2 separate regions of the Homo sapiens genome follow, and region 1 is linked to region 2. Evidence: chromatin loops called from intact Hi-C (ENCODE). Cell type or tissue: A673. All regions are shown on one strand. Links, peaks and the distances in the headings refer to the core of each region. The heading gives the core; the rest is flanking DNA.

What was found. Peaks named below come from ENCODE experiments on the same cell type or tissue, not always from the same donor. Only the 100,000 strongest peaks of a DNase experiment are listed, where the experiment ranks them.
Region 1: it touches region 2 in a loop (5-fold over the local background); 9 of 110 quality-filtered maps call a loop at or near these places.

Annotation. Positions count from the first base shown.
Region 1 is chr3:32,728,834-32,737,169 of GRCh38, forward strand. CNOT10 (CCR4-NOT transcription complex subunit 10) reads left to right here. Exons shown (of 19, transcript NM_015442.3): 11 at 4,590-4,711; 12 at 5,967-6,143. It overlaps CNOT10-AS1 (CNOT10 antisense RNA 1), which reads right to left. Exons shown (of 2, transcript NR_046718.1): 2 at 1,802-2,211. Among named protein-coding and RNA genes, the nearest start is that of CNOT10-AS1, 4.5 kb to the right of the region's middle. In A673, for the core only: a CTCF peak has its summit at 4,980 (motif pointing right); a DNase peak (open chromatin) is centred at 4,988.
Region 2 is chr3:33,070,826-33,079,161 of GRCh38, forward strand. It overlaps GLB1 (galactosidase beta 1), which reads right to left. Exons shown (of 16, transcript NM_000404.4): 2 at 1,719-1,888. It also overlaps the pseudogene SUMO2P10. Among named protein-coding and RNA genes, the nearest start is that of GLB1, 22 kb to the right of the region's middle. In A673, for the core only: CTCF peaks have their summits at 3,824 (motif pointing left) and 4,023; a DNase peak (open chromatin) is centred at 3,796; H3K27ac peaks cover 379 bases.

The DNA.
Region 1 (8,336 bases), core at 178-8,177, 340 kb before region 2:
GTCACGCCTGTAATCCCAGCACTTTGGGAGGCCGAGGCGGGTGGATCACGAGGTCAGGAGATCGAGACCATCCTGGCTAACACAGTGAAACCCCCGTCTCTACTAAAAATGCGAAAAATTAGCCGGGCGTTGTGGGCCTGTAGTCCCAGCTACTCGGGAGGGTGAGGCAGGAGAATGACGTGAACCCAGGAGGCGGAGCTTGCAGCTAGCCAAGATCGCGCCACTGCACTCCAGCCTGGGTGACAGAGAGACTCTGTCTCAAAAAAAAGTTCTGATAACATAATGTGGAAAGAGCTGCATTAAGCTGGATTTCCATCAATGCCTGAGGGTTTTACTTTGGTTTCAGTAAATGATACAGAGTTTATGGATTACCAGGCTGTTTCTCTCTGACACATGATTGCCCATGGTAGCTATGGGAATAGGCCAGTTTACATTGATTTCCATGCTTAGATAATCTCTAAATGGCAATTGGTGGAAGCCTTTTGAATTTCAATTTGGGAGGGATCAGTAGGAGATAGGGGAAAGACGGGTTGTGTCAGAATTACCAGATATGTGTGTCTTCCATTTGCTACCCCATGCCCTGCCCTTGCTGTGCTTTTTGGGTGTGTATAGACATTGGGAAGGTATGGTACCTGGAGGTTTTACCTTGCATGCCTACCATAGGTGATATAAGATGTTGAGGCTCTCCTCCCGCTGAACAGCAGTTTCTGAGAAGTACAAGAACTAAGGGGATTAAAGAAGTGTGTTTGCTAGTTTTCATACATGGTACTTAGGTAGTTTGTGATTTGAGTATACCAACAGAGGAAGAGATGAGTGATTTGTCTTTGAAAGACTTTAATGATTTAATTATACTTTGCTTTTTAAAAGACAACTTTCTTATTGGTTAATTCTTAACTGATAAACAGTTCTAGGCAGAATTTATACTTCTTTTTTTTTTTTTTTTTTTTTTTTTTGAGACGGAGTCTCGCCCTGTCGCCCAGGCTGGAGTGCAGTGGCGGGATCTCGGCTCACTGCAAGCTCCGCCTCCCGGGTTCACGCCATTCTCCTGCCTCAGCCTCCCAAGTAGCTGGGACTACAGGCGCCCGCCACTACGCCCGGCTAATTTTTTGTATTTTTAGTAGAGACGGGGTTTCACCGTTTTAGCCGGGATGGTCTCGATCTCCTGACCTCGTGATCCGCCCGCCTCGGCCTCCCAAAGTGCTGGGATTACAGGCGTGAGCCACCGCGCCCGGCCCAGAATTTATACTTCTTAAAGATAAAAGAAGCAAATAGAAATTGCTTATTCTCTTTAATCTGTTTATAAATTTAAGTGTTGGGCGCCTTTCTTTGGTATTTACTGGAAACCAGGGAGTTACCTTTTTCTGGGACTAGGGAAAGATTGTAAAGTTTAATATTTTCTTTTTAAATTAACTGGTTTTAGAAATAGTACTTTTAGGATTGTGTTCTACAGAAGCCATTAAGCTTACAAGGTCTCCTCCCCTCCCCCTAGAGGAGAAGGAGCGGGAGGGGAGGATAAGTATTTTCCATATTAATATGCTGCCAGTCCTGTTTTTTTTTCTAGAAAAGTTGTAAATTTGTAATTTTTAAAAAATGGTAAAGATGACTTTCGGTTGCCATAACTTCATGAACACACACAATTTGTGCTGCTAATAGGAAACTTGCCACCAGTAATATCTTTGTGCTTTTCCTCCTCCTAAAAAAAAACTTTAGGGTAACCTAAAAAACAGTAAAAACAAGCCCAAAACACTAATAAAATCAGAGGACAAATCCCAATACGAGTAATTGTAAACTCCAAATAAAATTCCATAAAATTTGTTTTATTTAGTCAGGACAGGAGGTATGCTGAACAAAGTAGTTTGTACCTTCAGAAATAAATTCATTTTGGATTTAAAAAAATTAACTTGTTTATGCTAAGGAGGACATTTTGTCCTGAATATCTGGTACATATTATTTCAGACTTGGCAGAGGCAAGGCTTATATTTACCTGGGCAGTGTATAAATATGGGAAAAGATCTGCTAAACAAAAATAGTCCCAATATTTTAATTATGTATGATCCTTTTACCTTAAAACTTATCTGGCACACTTTCTGGCTATCGGTGCTTGAAGGTATGGATTATTATTCTACGTTTTTTAGTTCCATTCCATCGTGGGCCAGTTTGTTTTCATCTGTTGCATCTTCGTATCTAGCCATTTGGATCAGTTTTCATGGCCTTAGCAATAAGAAAAGAGAAGAGAATATGGATGAATCCATGTAAATTGATTACCACAACTAGGAAAAGAAGTCAGAACGGAAGTCCTCACAATAATGGTTTAAAATATCCACTTTTTCATTAATATTGCATGGCCTTCTCTATACACAATTAGTTTTGATCAGAGAAGTTTTATTGTATTTTTTAGCACTGTGTAGTATGTTCTTTATTAAAAGTCATATATGGAAGTGCAACTATAATAAGTTACATTCAGGAGCAATAAGTAACAGTACAGAAACATTTGTGTTTAGAGAAAAGACTTTTTGCAGGGCAGAGATTAGTTTTGCAAATTCATATTGATTGACTCCGGTTTGTTCTGGTATGTGAGAATTTGGATGTCATTATAAGATAACTACTTGGGATTCCACCTGCAGGTAAATTAGAGACTTGTTTTATTTTATTTTATTTTTGAGACAGAGTCTCACTCTTCACTCAGGCTTGAGTGCAGTGGCGTGATCATGGCTCACTGCAGTCTCGACCTCCCTGGTGTCAAGCGATCTTCCCTCCTCAGCTTCCCTAGTAGCTGGGACTATAGGCATGCATGACCGCACTTGGCTAATTTTTGTATTTCTTTGTAGAGGTGGAGTTTCACCACATTGCCCACACTGGTCTCAAGTTCCTGGGCTCTAGCGATCCACCCGCCTCAGCCTCCCAAAGTTCTAGGATTACAGGTGTGAGCCACCTTGCCCAGCTTAGTTTTATTTTTTAGATTTGGCCTAGAGCAGTGGTTCATGCCTGTATTCCCAGCACTTCGGGAGGCTGAGGCGGGTGGATCAGAAGGTCAGGAGATCAAGACCATCCTGGCTAACATGGTGAAACTCCATCTCTACTAAAAATACAAAAAATTAGCCAGGTTGTTGTGGCACCCACCTGTAGTCCCAGCTACTCAGGAGGCTGAGGCAGGAGAATTGCTTGAACCTGGGAGGCGGAGGTTGCAGTGAGCCGAGATTGTGCCACTGCACTCCTGCCTGGGTGACAGAGTGATACTCCATCTCAAAAAAATAAATAAATAAAAGATTTTTTCTGGCTGGGCGCGGTAGCTCACACCTGTAATCTCAGTACTTTGGGAGGCCGAGGCGGGCGGATCACTTGAGGTCAGGAGTTTGAGACTAGCCTGGCCAATGTGGTGAAACCCCATCTCTACTAAAATACAAAAATTAGCCAGGTGTGGTGACAGGCGCCTGTAATCCTAGCTACTCGGGAGGCTGAGGCAAGAGAATCACTGGAACTCAGGAGGTGAAGGTTGCAGTGAGCCGAGACAACACCGCTGCACCCAAGCCTAAAGAAAAATTTTCCAGCCTCAGCAACTTGGCAAAACCCTGTCTCTAAAAAAAATAAATAGAAAAATTAGCCAGTCATGGTGGCACACACCTGTACCTGTAGTCCCAGCTACTTGGGAGGCTGAAGCAGGAGGATCACTTGAGCCCAGGAGGCCGAAGTTGCAGTGAGCCGAGATCATGCCACTGTACTCCATCCTGGGCAACAGAGCCAGACCTTGTCTTAAAAAAGAAAAAAAAGAAAGGAAAAAAAAAAAGGTAGATACAGGGGGGTCTCACTATGTTGCCCAGGCTGGTCTCACACTCCTGGTTTCAAGTGATCCTCCTGCCTTAGCTTCCCAAAGGGCTGGGATTACGGGCATGAACCACTGCACCCAACCAAATTAGAGACTTAGAATGAAGGGGGATCATTAATCAAATTATCACTGTGAGCTCTGTAGTGAGATAATACATCTTAATCAAATATCCTAAAGTACTATGTATGTGTAAGTAGCTTTTATTATTTTCAGTTTAATGTTTATTCATTTGGTTTGGGGATTTTAATTTCCTAGAAGGCAAGTATTGTGTCCATGTAAATTTTTACCACGTACAGCTTATTAAAGTTTATATATTGTTGACAATGTAATTAATACTTTGAATTAAGAAGGAAATGATCTGTGTTTAGGAAGTGGAGCGACTTCCTTTTTCTTTTACACTATTTTGGGCTCTCTTATTTTCCTTACTCTGATGTCAAAGTACCTGTAACATGTAGCATGGTACTGGAGGTCTAGAATATTCTAAGTAAATGATTCTAAATAAATTATTGGGACATAATTGAATTGGATTTTGTTCGTAGAATTTTCTCCAATCTCATGTAAACAAAATGTAGCACATATCCCAGATTTTCAGCCTTATATACTTTTTCCACTAATACCAAACATGTTTCCATTATCACCAAAAAAAGTCCTCATTGACTTTAAGAACTTTCTTAAATTTAGAGTAATTGTGAGAGATATTCCCTCATTTTTTATACCACATCTTACAATTCCCTTAAATTTATTGGAAATTATTTGTATTTTGTAGACTTCTGAACAAGAAACTAAAGGCCTTCCCAGCAAAAAAGGAATTGTACAGTCTATTGTTGGTCAAGGCTATCATCGTAAAATAGTTTTGGCATCACAGTCTATACAGAATACTGTTTATAAGTAAGTATTTTGCAAAGAAAAAGTGTATATATATTTAATACTAGTTTACATAATGTTACTTATATATAAAAGTATGATTAGGATTTATCATTGCATAGGAGGAACCACTTTGTAACTAGATTTTATTGCTATTTCAACAAACAGACCCTCATGTATAGGTCCATAGTGAATGTTATCTAACATGATTTTGGTTTATTACATCCATGGGTGCTGCAATTATTGATGGCCTAGGAAACCCTAGTCTGTTCAGTGCCATTATTAAGAATGTCCAGAAGAGGGCATCTTGGTATTTCCTTTTTATGTACTTTTGGTTATCATTGATACTTTTCATTTGGGTATTTTCTTATAGTCCCTAGGACTGAAAATACATGAAAGGGAATTCTTACTATTCAGAGAAAAAAGGTGTATTAAAACATAAAGCAACCAAAGCAGTATAGAAGCTGTCACATGTATAATCTTCATTTGACAATTTGGAATTGCCATTATTTGTAAAGTGGCAAACTTTGCAAATAATTAGCTGCCTTAATTTGTTTTTGTCAAAGAAGAAAATTGTTCTCTACCATTTAAAAGTTTTTCCACAGTTTAAAAAATATCTGATACACAATAATTTAGTCTTAATTTAGTTAAACTATAATGCAAGAATATTTTTTAAAACTATTATGATAAAGCATTTCAAAGTTTTAAAGCAATTTCAAAGTTGTTACTACTTTTCAAAATTTTATTTTTCTCTAGTAAAGATTCTCTTTGGGTATATCAAACCAACAGAAAGTTGTATAAAATGTCAATGAAATTATAAGACAAAAAGTAATGTTGGTGTTTCAAAGTGTATAGAGGCATTTTTGAAAGCAAGGATCAACCAAAGTAAGGCTCAAACGTGAAAATCTGTTTTCTTCCCTTTCGTCCCATTCTTAGTATACCTCTCCTTGCCCTCATTACAGTTGCCCTTGTCTGCAGTTTCTCTAGTATGTTAACATTAACATTGTGATATACATCAAATTATCTCTTCTCCTTGGTCTCATTCCTAGAGACACAGTGTATGTAATTTATATACTTGCAATCCATTATTTATACTATTTACAACCTATACTTAGGATTTGGGTTCTTTAGCATGCTTTTATAACTGCTTATATTAAAATTTCTACCTATCAAAAGGCATAGCTTTCATTTATAATCAATTGGTTTTATTCCTCATAATAAAAGAGCCTTATTTTAAAATATTTTATCCACTTAGCTAATTTGGTTTTGTTCTTTTAAGTGATGGGCAGTCTTCGGCCATTCCTGTAGCCAGTATGGAGTTTGCAGCCATATGTCTCAGAAATGCCTTGTTGCTGCTACCTGAAGAACAGCAAGATCCAAAGCAGGAAAATGGGGCTAAAAATAGTAATCAATTAGGTGGGAACACAGAGAGCAGCGAAAGCAGTGAAACTTGCAGGTATTCTAATCCTTGTGACCTCCTTTGGCAAAATCCTTTCAGGACTTCTTTAGTAAACCCTTTGTTCTTTAAGTAAATTCCTAAAATCTTCAACCTGAATTTCTGAAATTCTGTTTTGCGTAACAAGAAAGGAAAGTATTTATGTTTCTGAGTCTTTCTGGAAGAGAGAAATAAGGTGAAGGCTAAGTTAGGAGAGATCCTTGAAAAAGAAAAGTAGAAAGTAGCAGCTTTGGCCGGACGCAGTGGCTCATGCCTGCCTGTAAAAGGCTGAGGCAAGAAAATTGCTTGAACCCAGGAGGCAGAGGTTGCAGCGAGCCGAGATTGTGCCACTGCACTCCAGCTTTGGCGACAGAGTGAGACTTCATCTCAAAAAAGAAAGTAGCAGCTTTTCATTGACAAGAGGGATATTTGTAAGAAGTCCTGTTGTCAGACAGCTTTAAAAAAAATTTGGCCAGGTGTGGGGGCTCACGCCTGTAATCCCAGCACTTTGGGAGGCCAAGATGGGTAGATCACTTGAGGTTAGGAGTTCAAGACCAGCTGGCCAACATGGTGAAACCCCGTCTCTACTAAAAATACAAAAATTAGCTGGGCGTGGTGGTGGGCACCTATAATCCCCACTACTGGGAAAGCTGAGGCAAGAGAATTACTTGAACCCGGGAGGCAGAGGTTGCAGTGAGCCACGATCATGCCACTGCACTCCATCCAGCCTGGTGACAGAATGAGACTCCATCTCAAAAAAACAGAAAATTTATTAAAATAAACACTTGACTCCTAAAGCTGCTTATTTCTTATTATCCTCTGTCTATCCTCTTAATATACTATAATCACTAACCTCCAGAATATTTTTGTATATTTCTGGTTTTCTAGTATAAATTCAAAATTATGCAAATCTAGGCAGGGTGCTGGAGGAGGCCAAGAGTTCAAGTCTAGTCTGGGCAGCATAGCAAGACCCCATCTCTTCAAAAAAATTAAAAATAAGTAAATAAAAATTATGTGACTATAGAAATTGGGAGAACTTTTGGTAAGGACAAAACACATACCATTATATATAGGGAATTCAGCTTTTTTCTTTCTTTCTTTTCTTTTGTTTTCTTTTTGTTTTGTTTTTTGTTTGTTTGTTTGTTTTTGAGACAGAGTCTCCCTCTGTCACCCAGGCTGGAAAGCAGTGGCACGATCTCAACTCACTGCAACCTCCACCTCACAGGCTCAAGCGATTCTCCTGCCTCAACCCCCTAAATAGCTGGGATTATAGGCCCAGCGCCACTATGCCCGGCTAATTTTTGTATTTTTAGTAGAGATAGGGTTTTGCCATGTTGTCCAGGATGGTCTTGAACTCCTTACCTCAAGTGATCCTCCCTCCTCGGCCTCCCAGAGTGCTGAGATTGCAGGCATGAGCCACTACACCCAGCTGGAAATTCTGCTTTTTATACATGGCATCGTTAAACTTACATCTCCCATCCCAGCATTTTTTCTTGATTATAATAGCAATCAATACATATTTACTATAGAAAATTTGGGCCAGGCATGGTGGCTCACACCTGTAATCCCAGTGCTAAGGGAGACCAAGGCTGAAGGATTGCTTGAAGCTAGGAGTTCGAAGCTAGCCTGTCCAACATAATGAGACCCCATCTCTACAAGAAATAAAAAAATTAGTTGAGTGTGGTGCCAGGCACCATTAGTACCAGCTACTTGGGAGGCTGGTGTAGGAGGATCGCCTGAGCCCAGGAGTTTGAAGCTGCAGTGAGCTATGATCATGCCACACTGCACTCCAGCCTGGGCAACAGTCTCAAAAACCCAGTCTCAAGAAAAGGCAGGGGTTGAGGGGTCAGGGTAATTAGAATAATGAGAAATGCGCGAAAATATTCAGTTATTTCCCTTTTGTAGTAAAGATACTGTTTTCAGTTAGAGATTTTTTAAAGCAGTATTGGAGGGGTGGGGGCAGTGGGGGAAGAAACTAATATACAATATAGCTTTAACATGTTAGTGTTACCAAATTACTAAGTATTTCCATTGTTTAACTCTTTTACACTTTTGTTGTAAAAAGTTACATGGGAGGCCGGGCGAGGTGAGACACCTCTGTAAATCCTAGCACTTTGGGAGGCCAAGGCAGGTGGATCACCTGAGGTCGGGAGTTCGAGACCAGCCTTGCTAACATGGTGAAACCCCGTTTCTACTAAAAATACAAAAAATTAG
Region 2 (8,336 bases), core at 29-8,028:
CAGAGCAAGACCCCAGCTCTAAAAAATTGTTTTAATAAATAAAAATAAAAATTATATATGTCCATGTGAGGCTTAGGAAAAATAAGAATATTTTGCTGAAAAGTAGTAAGAGACATATTTATTTTTTGAAGAAATAATTTTTAGTACGTGTAGGAAAAACTCCAAGCCCTAGATCCTCTGACAAAAGATTTTGTCAGGAATCATGTGGCAGGAGGTAAAATGACAAAACCTTCTACCAGCTCCTCTGTCTACCTACAGACAGCATGGGATACAAAGTTAAATATGGAGCCATCCATTACCATCACAAAGCTCTCTTTGAAGACCCTGGGTTGTGTCATTTTGCGTGTGTGTGATCCCATGATTTCAGGGTTCCCTGGAACAGTCTTGGTCTTCCAGAACTCACTGTCGGAATTATAAACAGGTGAACTTGGGTTCACTCTGCCAGTGGCCTTAGAACCAGAATAATGAGCGCATTCTCCCTAAGTATCTATCTTCGGAATCTGCCTCTGGGTTTTCTCACTCTTCATCTTTGAGAAGTTATCAGCAATCCACATCAGCACTGCAAGAGCCAGAGCAGCCAGCCACACCAACTTTCTTGCCTGTTAGTTAGTTACTTTGCAATAGCAAAAGAGATGCAGAGAGATAGCTATTGGGATAATTCTACACCCTGAAGTTATACAATTACCGCAGCAGAACCACAAAGCCAAACTGGGTTTCAGAAATCTACCTAAGCACAAGGCTTATTCTGTTATTGGGGCTCAGAAAACAATACCCCAAAGTATGGCACCTTGGCATGCTAAGTACTTTGAACTAAAGGAGATCGGAAGGCCTTAGAAGCAAATCTTCTTTCTCTGGCCTTCTCCTGCTCTTCTGTTGCCCACCCCTCCTTCTCCCCTGAAGCAAGTCAAACCAGAATTCATCTTCCCCCAGTGTGGGTCATAGAAATTAGAACCCCTCTCTCCCAAAGCAAGCCAGAAAACCTAGAAAGGTCACCTCTCCCTTCTCCCTTCTAGACCCTCATTGCAGAGGGGTCCTGCTCCATACCCAGAAGGAAGGAATGCCACCCAGAAAGGCCAAGAAGAATCTGTTGAGGCAGGCCTTGAGGGTTTCCCACTTCAGTCCACCACCATTAGGTCAGAACCTTTCATGGAATCTAAGTGTAAAAAGTTTTCCTTGGGTCTTCTTTTCTGAAGACTCTCATGTCAGATAAAACTTACATATCTGTTATGCTTTTCTCCTGTTAACCTAGCTTTTTGTATGACTACAGCCATACCTGTGCTACAGCTGCCTGCATGCCTTCCCTTCCCTTCAAATACTAGCTGAACCTCTGACCAAAGATATGGCCTTGGGCAAATTTCAGTTTCACCAGCTATAAACAGGAACAATAATACCTATCTCGAGGAAATGGAATCATTAGTATAAAGTGCCCTGTATCTGGTAAGTGCTCAATCATTGTTACTTCTGTTTGCTTCCCCCATCCTTTTCCTTTTTAAGCTATTTATTTAATGATTTCTGATGATTAAAATTGAAGATTGGAAGAAGTAGTTAATTATTTGAAAAAGGGCCAGTCCGGCTCATGACAAGCCCCTCCCAGAACATCACACTGGACCATTTCCCATTTCTGAGCAATAAAATAGCCACCCTGAGAAATACAGTTGTATCTTCTCTCCAGAGTGGGTGTTCAGGCCTAGGTGAGAGCCACATGCCCTCCTACTTACGTCTGGATGGCGTTCAGCCCAGCCATCTTCATCTTCAGCAGCCGGTCCTTCCAGTAGAAGCGGGGCACACGGGAGTAGTGAATGCTTCCTGAGATGTAGCGAAATGGCTGGCCATCCTTGAGGAAGGAGTCCCGGCTATAGTCAATTTCAAACATCCTCTGGGTGGCATTCTACAGAGCAAGGATGGGGTCACATGAGAACTTCCACCTTCTGCATTTCAGAAGCCGATCCTTTGAGAGTAGCAAGTGACTCTCTGCCTATTGAATTTGTATAATGTGCTGATGGACTTAATGCTTGTTTTCTGAGCTATCATACAAACCATTGCTAAGCCAGGTCCACCAGGGGTACTCAGGTAAGAGAAATCATCTAAGAGGATCCACATGCAGGATTCCATAAGGCTTAGCTTCTAGAGGCCAGCACTGAGCTGACAATCAGTGGCTGAGATGATATTCCACTGTGCTGTTCATGGGGCTGGGGAACATCACACACACACACGCATGCACGCACACACGCCATTGTTGCTGTGACCTGCCTGAGCACTGGATGCACCTCAACAACAATGTCACTGGGATAACCAAGACCCATTAACAAAATTCTAAGTGTAAAATACAGGGCAAAAAGCAATGGATTAAAACTCCAGAGCCTGACGCCCCATCCTAGATATTGCTCTGAATCCCATAGTGACCTGGATAAGTCCCATCTCTAACCCTACCTCTCTTCATCCATAACTATCCAGGGTATTAGACTAAAAGAACTTTAAGGCATTTAAGGCAATATTTGTAAAATTGTGGGCCATGACCTGATTTGTGAATAATAAACTCATTTTTGGTGGCAATAAGCATCTTTTAAAAATGAAAGAATTGTCCAGGCATGATGGCTCACACCTGTAATCCCAGAACTTTGGGAGGCCAAGGCAGGTGGATCACCTGAGGTCAGGAGTTCAAGACCAGCCTGGCCAACATGGTGAAACCCCATCTCTACCAAAAATACAAAAATTAGCCGGGCATGGTGGTGCACGTCTATAATCCCAGCTACTTGGGAGGCTGAGACACGAGAATCGCTTGAACCCGGGAAGCGGAGGTTGCAGTGAGCTGAGATCACACCACTGCACTCCAGCCTGGGCGACAGAGCGAGACTCTGTCTCAAAAAAATAATAAAATAAATAAAAATAAAAATCAAAGAATAGCAGGCACCGTTGCTTATGCCTATAATGCTAGCACTTTGAGAGGCCAAGGTTGGAGGATCACTTGAGCTAAGGAGTTCAAGACCAGCCTAGGCAATTCAGCGAGGCCTCGTCTCTACAAAAAAACAAACAAACAAACAAACAAAAATTAAGCAGGCTTGGTGGCACACGCCTATGCTCCCAGCTACTTGGGAGGCTGAGGTGGGAGGACTGCTTGAGCCCAGAAGGTTGAGAGTGCAGTGAACCGTGTTCATGCCACTGCACTGCAGCCTGGGTGACAGAGCAAGACATTGTCTCAAAAAAAAAAAAAAAAGGCAAGAAAGAAAATAGAGGCTGGGTGCGGTGGCTCACGCCTGTAATCCCTGCACTTTGGGAGGCTGAGGCAGGTGGATCACGAGGTCAGGAGATCGAAAGCATCCTGGCCAACATGGTGAAACCCCGTCTCTACCAAAAATTAAAAAAAAAAATAGCTACTCGGGAGATTGGGGCAGGAGCATCCCTGGAACCGGAGAGGTGGAGGTTGCGGTGAGCCGAGATCATGCCACTGTACTCCAGCCAGGTGACAGAGCGAGACTCCGTCAAAAGAAAGAACGAGAAAGAAGGAAGGAAGGAAGGAAGGAAGGAAGGAAGGAAGGAAGGAAGGAAGGAAGGAAGGAAGGAAGGAAGAAAGAAAGAAAGAAAGAATATTACACATAGTAAAGTATTACTTTATAAAACTTTTGTTATATATACATATGTGGAGTTGTATATGTACGCATGTATATTTGGTTGCAATGTAAGATTTATTTCTACCAAGCACGATTTTAAGAAACACTGTTTTGGGGTCACTTCAGGAGCTAAAATGTTAGGATTTTGAAAGGCAAGACCTCAACGGGTGGTGGGGGTGGGGGTTCGACTGTTAAGCCGAGTGGAACACTGCCCTCTGGTGGATAAGGCAGCAACAGGCCACAGGAGCCAAGAGAACCAGGGTTTTAAGAAGCCAACTAACTAGTGCTTTCCATTATGGGTCAGATTCCTTGTGCATCTTTAGGCTTTCAAAGGTCACAATACTAGCTCTAGTCACAGTAGCATCATAGTCCATGGTGGCTTTGGGGGTTGCCCTTGAAGCTGTATTTGGAAGCAACTGTGGCAGCATGAGTCCTAGATCACACATGCCTGAAATCCAACTGGCGAGCGGAAGTTAAACAACTCAGAGAAGAATTCATAGGGGCAAATGGAGAGCTTCACTGTAAGTGAATTACATCTCAATAAAGCTAAATAAACACAAACAACTAAGAATCATTTTTAAAAGGGCAAGTGTCAATTTAACATCACTTTATTCTTCTAGTAAATAAGGTTTTAATTTCTGTTCAAAGGAAAAGTCCCCTAAACTCACAAAAATAGAAAAATTATTTCTTACACCAGGTGTCTCAATGGATGCTCTTGAAAACATTCTCATAGTATATACATGGCTAAGTGTCAAATAAGTGTTCCTCACAAGTTTCCTAAGTTCAAAGGTGGCCCATGAGGTGGGAACATTCATTAGACAGGTAGAAAGGAGGCCAAGCAACTACTGGCAGAATTCGGAAAAGGGTAGAGCTGTTTGAAATCCACCTGTCTAAGTGAAAAAGTTCAGAGGAGCAGGAGATAAGGCTGGGAAAAAATGATGGTGGGAGACAATGGAATCTGGCCTTTGTCCCATACATGGTGGGACACTGTCTCTACCCTCCAATGACCTCAGTCTAGTCTAAATATCTCCCTACCATCCATTTACAAATATAGTATTACCAAGCACCTCTTACGTGCTGAGTAATCACAGACAAGAACCACACAGATGTGGCCACAACCCATATGGAGCTTCCATCTAGCCTAGAAGAAACCCAAGGGTTAACACAGTGAGGTCGAGGCGGTAAAGTAAGGGTTAGAGCAGAATGCTGCAGCAGAAATAAATGGCAGGGAACCCAGGCATGGCAGGGTTGAGGGGAGGGGCAAGGGCAAGTTTCTCAAAGGAAGAAACACCCCAAACTGTGTTTCTCAATCTTGGCTGCACAGCAAAATCATCTACGCAAGCTTTTAAAAATAGCAAAGTTCTTTGGGAGGCCAAGGCAGGTGGATCACGAGGTCGGGAGATCGAGACCATCCTAGCTAACACAGTGAAATCCCATCTCTACTAAAAATACAAAAAAAAAATTAGCCGGGCGTGGTGGTAGGTGCCTGTAGTCCCAGCTACACAGGAGGCTGAGGCAGGAGAATGGCGTGAACCTGGGAGGCGGAGCTTGCAGTGAGCCGAGATTGTGCCACTGCACTCCAGCCTGGGCGACAGTGCGAGACTCTGTCTCAAAAAAAAAAAAAAAAAGCAAAGTTGACCTCACCCCCAGACATTCATGTTTTAATTGGTCTTGGGAGGAACCCAGACATTGGAATTTCTTAAAGCTGCCTAGATGATGTAATGTGCAGCCAAGGTTGAGAACCACTGGCCTGAGCCAAGGCCTAGGATAAAGCGAAGTTAGCCATGGGGGAAGGTGACACAGATGGAGAAAACTGCGTGTGAGGCCTGGGGGAGGGAGGGCAGGACTACAGGCCAGGAGCCACAGAGCCTCAATATAGTTGAAACATGGCAGCTGCTGAGGCAGAGGAGGAGGCCAGGGCCAGATCGAATGAGCCCTGAAGTCCAGATTCAAGGGCCCGGATTTTATGCTGAGAGCCATGGAGAGCAACTGAAATGAAAGAATGATAGGACCAGATATGTGTTTTCAAATGTTTGGCTTTTTCCTGAATGGGCAAAAAAGGCAGAAGAGATGTGGCTATGGCCCACGGTGGTGACAATGAGGTGGGCAGGAGGCAGAAGGAGGACATTCCAGGATGGTGGCCAGTTAGATGTGAGGCACAGGCGCGAACCTGAAGAGGCTCCCACTGTTCTTGGGGAGAAATCTGAGTGTCAAAATGAGAGACAGAGAGAGCGAGCATGTGAGAGACTTAAGAGATATATCAATTTAAAAAATATGACTACGTGTATATTAACACCTATCAGTTCATCGTAATTTACAGGGAGAAAAAATTCATTGGTCACTTTTGGAGACTGCTAGAGTACCAACTCATTACTATGAAAAGTGATAAATACAGAGAAAGAGTCAAGCAGTTTACTTCCCCTTCACATAAAAACTGTATTTCAGGGTTATCAAAACATTGACAATGGAAAATTCTCCACTGGATCCCAGTTAATTAAATACAGAAGGGCCCGGACACAATGGCTCATGCCTGTAATCCCAGCAATTTGGGAGGCCAAGGCAGGAGAATTGCTAGAGCCCAGGAGTTCAAGACCAGTCTGGGGAACATGGCGAGACCCTGTCTCTATAAAAAAAAAAATTAAAATTAGTGTCTCCCTCACCCACTGCTGCCGCCTCCTTCTTCTCCCACTCCTGTTGCTGCTTGCGTGCTCATTCGGTGCAGTCTTGGTACCTCTTTTGTGAAGCGGCAGCTGAGACTTAGGCGCTTGCCGTGGCAGATGAAAAGCCCAAGGAAGGAATCGAGACTGAGAACAAAGATCATATTAATTTGAAGGTGGCAGGGCAGGAGGGTTCTGTGGTGCAGTTTAGGATTAAGAGGCATACACCACTTAGTAAACTAATGAAAGCCTGTTGTGAACGATAGGGATGGTCAATGAGACAGATCAGATTCCAATTTGACAGGCAACCAATCAATGAAAGAGACACACCTGCTCAGTTGGAAATGGAGGATGAAGATACAACCGATATGTTCCAACAGCAGTCAGGGGGTGTCTACTAAAAAGGGAACCTCCCACTTCACTCCAGAACTCTGTTCTTTACAGACCAAGATCACATTCTCAAATAGAAAACTGCAATTTGGTTCCACCACATCCTGACTACTACAGTATAGTTTTCTCTATTCTTTCATTTCCCCCTTCCCCATTCCTTTATTGTACATAAAGTAACTGGTAAATGTGCACAAGTATATTACTTTTTTTTTTTTAACTAAACAGCCAATGGTACGTTTTGATTGATATCAAGTGGAGATGAGATGGGGAAAAATACCGATTCTGTAAAAATACTCCCTTTTCTTCATTAGTGGCATGCTCATTCAGCTCTTATCTTTATATTTCAGTAAGTTATTTTGCTGTTTTAACAAAAAAAAAACATAAAAATCCTTGCATACTTTATTCAATTGTAGAATGTTAATGTTTTTCATTTATCATTGTAAAACCAAGGACAATTTTATAACTTTGTTGTACATAGTTGTTAAATGTAGGGCAATTTGTCTTTAAGTAGGGATAAATTAGTCTAAAAAAAAAAAGGAATCCTAGATAGTTTTTCCTTCAAGTCAAGAAGCTTGTTGTTTAAACTTCTTGTTTAAAATAAATAAACAAACAAAATTAGCTGGTGTGGTGGCAGGCACTGGTAGTCTTAGCTACTCAGGAGGCTGAGGCAGGAAGATTGCTCGAGCCCAGGAGGTCAAGGCGATGGTGAGATGTGATAGGGCCACTGCAGTCCAGCCTGGGTGACAGAGAGGGACCCTGTCTCAAAATAACAATAAATGCAGAAGGAATAAAAGCATCTGAAAACACCTTTTCCCCAACACTTAGTGAAATGGATTTAAGCTATAATCATCAATAGATGCTAAAACCATTAGAAACACTGATGGAAATTGTGTGAAGGATTGGGCATATTTTTTGTGCTCCATCTGCTCAATTTCAGCCTCAAAAAAAGTCGAATAGCCAGACATTATGTCTCTCATGTTATGATTTAACACGAAGTACAGTCTCATCTAGAAAGTAGTCCTCATTATTGAATCAAAATCACAATTGAACCCGAATCTAATAATACCATAAGGAAGCAATAAGCCAAATCCAAAATGTGGGACATTTTAAAAGTCCAATGATTCAGTTGTTCCAACAAATCAATGGTATTAAAAGAAAGAAAGGGAGTATTATTTGGAAATGAAAGAACTTCAGAGGAATAATGGCCTAATGATTGCATTAGATCATTATATGTGATATGATATGTGTAATAAGGTATGGTACAATATTCGTAATATGAAATGATACGATATTCATTAGGTCAGTGTGAACCTGGTTTGGATCCTAATTCTTTTATTTTTATTACTTTTTATTTACTATTATAATTTTTTAAGATTTTTTGGATACAGGGTCTTGCTCCGTCACCCAGGCTGGAGTGCAATGGCTCAATCATATCTCATGGCAGTCTTGAACTCCTGGGTTCAAGCGATTCTCCTGCTTCAGCAAACTATGGCATATGTATATGATAGACTACTACTCAGCAATAAAAAAGAACAAACTACTGGTATTTGTAATAATGTAAATAAATCTCAAAAATGTTGAGAGAAAGAAGCCTTACACAATTGGGTTCATACTGCATGAACCTATTTATATGAAGTCCTGGGAAAGGCAAATCTAATCTATGGTGGAAGAAAAAATCAGA